2 separate regions of the Mus musculus genome follow, and region 1 is linked to region 2. Evidence: chromatin contacts called from ENCODE Hi-C or POLR2A ChIA-PET data. All regions are on one chromosome and are shown on one strand. The core of a region is the stretch at or near the end of the contact, and the rest is flanking DNA. Distances in the headings are between cores, read along the strand shown. Region 1 overlaps Sgms2 (sphingomyelin synthase 2). Region 2 holds the start of Cyp2u1 (cytochrome P450, family 2, subfamily u, polypeptide 1).

Region 1 (3,315 bases), core at 482-2,981, 61 kb after region 2:
ATTCATGTAAACACACACACACACTGCAGAAGTTAATGTATGTATTATATATGTAATATATATATTATATACAAAATACATACATATACGCAGCATAATTTATGAGCAAACTAACATCCATCTATGTATGTATGTATGTATATAAAATCTAGAATCTGCATGAAGAAAATGTGTGATAATTTGCCTGATTTTTAATAATTTGTCTTTCCATCCATTTGCCTGTAATCCTAGCACTTGGCAAGCAGAGGTAGGAACAGGAGGGGTTCAAGGCCAGCCCTAGCTAGATGAGACCCTGCTTCAAAACAAAATAGAAAGAAAAAAAAAAATGTCTCCATAGCTACTGAACAAGAAAGTGTGCTTCTGTGTTTACAGCCAAACGAGATGTCTGGCTAACTCAACTCATGATGTCTGGCTTGGGGGCAGCTCCCAGAAGCAGGGTCCTCAATGGGCTTTGGGTCCTACCACTTCCTTAAGAAAGTGGTAGGACCCAAAGCTCACCAGCCCCACCCAGACGCAACAGACCCTGATGCGGGTTCAGCGGGAAGAAAGGCTCACCCACCACTCCTCATTCTGCCTTCATGTGTCATGGCTCCCACAGGTCTTAGACACAGAACATCTTCTGGTCCATCTGAACTCCTGGCCCCAGGTGAGTCACACTGTACCCACAGGATCCCTTAACATCTGACCTCCCCTCTGCCATCATGCACCTGTTCACAGTCCCACAAAGCGTCCCGGCTCGCTACTTACTCGGGCTTCTCTTTCCTACTAGTTCCGAGCTGAGAGGGTAGACTCCATGTTTTACAACGATGCAGTCGCTGGCCTCTAGCCAAGCACTCTACTGAGGACCTACGGCGGCCGCTGAAAGTACTGCCCATACACATGCAGACTGGAATCATCCTACATTTTGTTAAGACCCCGAAGAACCTGGAGTCGGTCACGTCTGCTTATTTGCATATCCGTCAGATAGAAGCTCCCAGAATTTCATGTGGCTACTTTGTATAATTACATGTCCCATTATAAATTCTACAAAAAAAATTTGTGATGTAGCCTGTGGTATGAAAAAGAAGTAAAAAAACGAAAGCTGCTTTCTTCTTATGTTAGGAGTCACGAGACAAATTCTCACGGTGTAGTGCTAATGTGGCTTTTCAACATCCGATTTGCAAAGTATGGAATTCTGGAGAGCCTCAGAAATGAAGTGGTTTAGTTACAATTTCTGTAATCAGGATTCTCATATCTTCCTATATGGTCCCACTTATCTGTGCCTTCCTTCCGTGCCTTTCTACCTAATTTAGCTGGGCCTCCCTGGAGGCCAGATGTCCCTTCCCCAGCGTACACAGAATAACAGCTGCTTGGCCGCTCTAGCACTTCCTGATTATTGGTGTCAACACCCACAGCCACTTCACCTGGCAGGTGCTATCTGTCCACATCTGAGGAGTGACAAGCTAACCTCAGATATCTATCACAGCGATAGAAGCTATCTGGATCCAGAGCCTATCTCTCCGCCACTAAGTTACGGTGTGACCTTCTGGGACCTTGGGCTATTTTAGTGATTAGGAGTGTGCGCTTTTCCCTCTCTAAAGGCAATGGATTTCATCTCCCGTGGGTCATTCTGTGAAGGAGGTGATTCACTGTACAGCTTTTCCCCACTCCGCTCTTCCTTCTCACGGTCAGGTCAGCACATCTGTGTTTGTCCTAAGCTTACATCCCTCAGGCACTGACAAGTGGCAGGCTAAGGTACCTGATACCCTGAGTGACTGTTCGCCCAGGTCCCCAGTGACTTAAAAGAAGGGCATTTCCTGGAAATGTGGGGGCTGGACATTTCATTGTAGTGAAGTATTCAGGGTGCGAGTCACGGCCGTTGCCTAGTAACCGGAAGGTTTGTGTTTGGCAGTGGAAAAGGCAGCTCAGCCCAGGTACAGCTGATTATTTACCCAGTGTGACCTTCTCCCCGGCTGCACACTGATTCTTGGATTAATGCTTAACCCAGACCCTTTCCCCCAACTTTCCTCACTGGTAGTGGGGGCTCCTTCGGCATTCCCTTTAGGTCGAGAGAATTCAAAGGGGGTATGGCATACGTACGCACGTAAGTACGTACGTACGGAGAATACACCCATTCCTCAGAGCAGAAGGAAAGGCGAGACTGGAACAGGAGACAGGATTCCTGCTCTTCCCGGGAGAGCGAGCGGAATTCTACAGAGTGAGGAAGTCCCCTTTTGGTCACGAATTTACCAGTGAATTTCTCTCTCATAACTCAGTAAACACAGCACACTCCCAAACGGTAGTGACTAATTAATCCTGACCTCATAGGCAAAAAAGCTTTTCCTTTTTGTTTTTGTTTTTTTTTTTTGTAAGAAGACTGAGTCACTTGGTGGAATCCGTCCCAGACCAGAAACAAGATTTCACTTTTTCCCCCTTATATCAAGAATTGTGGGATACAATGGTGAGCAGCTTTGGAACTAAGAGACTTCTCGCCCTCAAATACCATTTGGGTGGCACAGCTGGCTAAAGCCATTTTGTTAATTTTGTCTTGGGATTCGGGATGGAGGATGTAGTTGGGTTCCTGTAGAAGCTAGGGATGCTAGCAGGGAACACTGCACAGTGCTCACCTGGTCCACAAAACCCTGGATGAACAGGGATCTTCAGCCCCCACCCCCACCCCAAACGCTCCGAGCCTGAGTCCCATAAGGCTCCAACAGTGTTTGACTTTTCTTGTAGTTAAAAAAATACTCTTTGAACGTGGATACCATGACATATGATCATATCCATTCTTCCTCCTTTTTTGTTAGATTCTCCATTTCCTGGTTATTTAATATTCAAAAATTGCTATTTTTTTAACCTGAAAACATAGATACATGAATGGGCTTGGATGTTTTTGTTTGTTTTTCTATTTTTAAGTTTCTGTTTTGAGTATTCTGGGTTTTGTTTCATTTGAATGTCCTCAATTTCGGTGAATCTATTTAGACACATACAACAGAGTAAGATGTAAGCTTTGTGTCTGTGGAAAAGCCCTAGATCCTAAATTTATTTAGCATTTTTGGATGGAAGGATACAAAAGCAATTTAAAACCTTTTTCTTCTTGCCCCATAATTTTCATTCTAATACTGGGTTTTCAGTATTCCTTATATCCACAGGTCCTAATAATCACTCTAAGGGTAATATGGACTTGACTTATTTTTAACAGCTATACAAGTATAGACTTAAGTAGCAATTTTTAATTAAAATGTTAATTTCATAAATTCCCCCACCAACACCTCCTATGGCCCCCTCTCAAATTCATGGCCTCTTTTTAATTATTATTGTTACACACACACACAC
Region 2 (3,037 bases), core at 480-2,979:
TCTGAACACGACCCAGAACACTGGTAGTCTGTTTACTGTGGCCGATGGCTATAAACTTGAGTTGTCACTTAAATCAGATGAAGAGAGGGCAGAACGCTGGAGGTTTAAGCCAAGAGAGATTTCCTGGTCTTCCTTCACCAGTGGCCAGATTAGTTGTGTATCCTTACTCTAAATTTCATTCAGAGTGAACGTTTACAGATCCCTGTCTTAAATCAGAAGCATCTTACACAGTGGCTGTCATACACCCTTCATCTTGAACCCAACTCTAGCCAAGAGGCCACTAAGGTGCACGCAATTCAGCGCATCCAACTTCTGTTTTCTGCAGAGGCTGGAGTGGCCTTAGGAACAAGAACTAACTACCCTTGATATAGCAGTCAAGCTCTCCGTGCTCCAGCCCAGTGCTCACACCTGCCCTCCCCATTACAGGTGCCTCCAATTCCAGAGCTTTCTGAGGCCTTACATGGGGAGTTTCCAAGGCAAAATTAGAAATGGGGTGAGGGAGGGGATATCAAAGTATGAAGTCAGGGGGCCACTCTCCTGAACCGAAGCATATATATGCCACCCACAATGGATTCAGTCTTGTACTTCAGTGTCTGAAGACAGAACACAGGATTGACAGGTGGCTGGAGAATAGGAGATCGAGACCCTGTGTCTGCCGAGGGAGATATACACGGGCTCTGGGAACAGACTGGCTATCTTGAAATATTCTCTCAAAAAAATTAGTCACTTTCTCTTAAATTTAACCTCAGGCAAGTTCTTTAGTCACCCGCGGGGAGCAGCCACATTCTTTGCCAAAATATTAGAGGCTATGAACACATCCGGTTCACCAGTCTCCTAGCTTGGATTCTGGCCATTCCTAAGGGGGAAAAAAATATCTTCTTATACTTTTGCAACTGAATGATACTCGGTGAAATGAATCCCCCTCCCCCTTTTCCTAACACAGCCAATGTTTAGAAACGTTGAGATCAGACCTATGCGTGAGAAGGCCTCACTTGGGACAAAGGAAGGCTTCCGGGGTGGGTGGTCCTTATTTTACAGTTTGGTGCCCACACCTCCCTCACTTTCCAGTGTGTCTCCCACTTTAATCGCACACTAGAAAGCCACGCCTCCGTCCTCTATCCCCTATGCTGGTCATGACGCAGGTCCTGCCGCCTGGGGATCCTGAGCCCGCGGCGCGCTCACCCTTCTCCTTGGTCATGATGGAGATGAGCGGCATCCGCGGGCGGTCACTGAACACTTCAGCCTGCTGCACTAGCGCCTCGCGCACGCTGTGGAAGTCGCTGAGGACCACCACCAGACGGTGGCCGATGAAGAAGCTGAAGATGTTGCCATAGACACGGGCCATCCTGGCCAGGTACACATGCTGGCCCACCGTGTCCGTCTGGCTGCCCGAGCCCAGCCAGAACTGCGGTCGTAGAAAGCGCGGCACCAGCAAGTGCCCGAAGTTACCCACGAGTGGCCGAGGCTTGGGCCCCGGAGGGATGCCGCAGGCGCGTTGCCGCCGCAGCCAAACCCAGCCTAGCAGCACCGCCAGCAGGCAAAGTAGCAGCGCGCCTCCTGTCGCCCGCACGTGCAGTCTAGCTCCCGGCTGCTCCCCTGCCGCGGGACGCTGGTCCCCGAGCGAGGACATGTCCCAGGTACCGCCTGCATCTAGCTCCGCTGCAGACGCGCCGGCACCGCGACAGTAGCCGGCTACATGACTCAAGGTCAACCGCGAGGCAGGGCAAGGCACGCCCTTCCGATTGGCTGCGCCGCGTGCCCCTCTCGGGATCCTCCAGTCAGCTGCTCCTGCATAAGGTGGGGGCGGGACGTCCTACGGGACGGCTGGTGGTGACGAGTGGTCTCTCGCAGCACAGCTGAGCTGTCCTGAGTGGGGTTTTGTTTGTTTGTTTGTTTGTTTGTTTGTTTGTTTTGCCAGTTTAGTGCACTAGCAGCAGCAGGCTCCTCCAGGGGGTGTGAGCTTTCTGTGGGTTTCTGCATATGGCCTGACTATATCAAAACACTCAGAGAACCCGGGCTGGGTGACTGCTTTATTAATTAGCCTTAGACAAGACCTGAAATGCTGAGCTAGTATCCAACAATGTGATGTGTGGATATTCCAACATCTGGGGATGGCTCCAGAGTGCTTTACCTTCCTGTCATTTACAGGCCAGATGTTGTGGTTTCTCTCGGTTAGACTCTCCCTAGAATTGTCGATGCCCCCCCCCCTTTTTTTTCTATTTTAATTTTTCTATTCTTATTTCTATTTTCTACTTTTATTTGAATCTTGATAGCCTAGAACTCCTTATGTAGACCAGTTTGGCTACCAATTCAGAGATCCACCTACATCTGCCTCCAGAATTCACATATTAAAGACATATACTACCATGCTGGGGGAGGGGGTCAAATTCTAGCCCATGCTTGTGGTAGGGAAGTGCTTCACCTGTGATCCACGTTTGGTTCCTGTGTTAGATCACTCCCTCCCAACAAACACACGCACACACCACACAGAATTTGAACACTATGGTGCGTTATAAATATGACCAAAGCTTGAAGGGTGGTGACTTCTTTTCCTATTATGTGGGTTTTTAAAAAATATCTACTGTTCTCTACTGCTTTTGCCGTAGTTAGTAAAGTACACAAATACATTCTTCCTTCTCCCCTCCACAAACTACAAAAGCCCCTGTCACATTTCCAGTAATTAACCCTTATCAGATTCCTTTTCTTGTGTGACTTTAAACAAGATTTCCGAGTATAAGACATTAAGATGTTCATTATTATCTTGTTACTGTCTTGCAACTGGCCGCTCCTGTAACTCACAGTCCAGCCTTAATTGGAAGCCCCCTGTTTACGCTTCCACTGTTGGGTGCGATCACAGGAGTACTGTACTCTCCCCAGAGCACACATACACTTTCCAGCTGCTTGTTGGCAGATGCAGTCTCCAATACGGCATTTCCTTCTCTTTATGCCATTCTCTAACCCACTACTATCGGGTGAGCTCAATTCACAAATTATCTTAAGCTGTTTAGTCCCCCTTTTTCATGGCACAGCAGGAATC

The links. Hi-C counts contacts between places; a loop is a spot of excess contacts on that map. ChIA-PET counts read pairs that join two places held with the same protein, here RNA polymerase II (POLR2A).
Region 1: POLR2A ChIA-PET joins it to region 2 with 18 read pairs in Patski. The contact joins the enhancer-like site here to the promoter of Cyp2u1 in region 2. A Hi-C loop is called at or near these places in 1 of 37 maps with a recorded cell type or tissue (T-helper 1 cell). POLR2A ChIA-PET finds 5 or more read pairs at or near these places in 1 of 5 experiments (Patski).

Annotation. Positions count from the first base shown.
Region 1 is chr3:131,362,985-131,366,299 of GRCm38, forward strand. All of the region lies in intron 1 of Sgms2 (sphingomyelin synthase 2), which reads right to left. Among named protein-coding and RNA genes, the nearest start is that of Cyp2u1, 61 kb to the left of the region's middle. Within about 2 kb of position 1,732, at least 1 of the 3 ENCODE cell types and tissues checked has a DNase peak (open chromatin) inside an H3K27ac peak, as active enhancers do.
Region 2 is chr3:131,301,498-131,304,534 of GRCm38, forward strand. It overlaps Cyp2u1 (cytochrome P450, family 2, subfamily u, polypeptide 1), which reads right to left and starts at 1,730. Exons shown (of 5, transcript NM_027816.3): 1 at 1,183-1,730. The coding sequence starts at 1,630.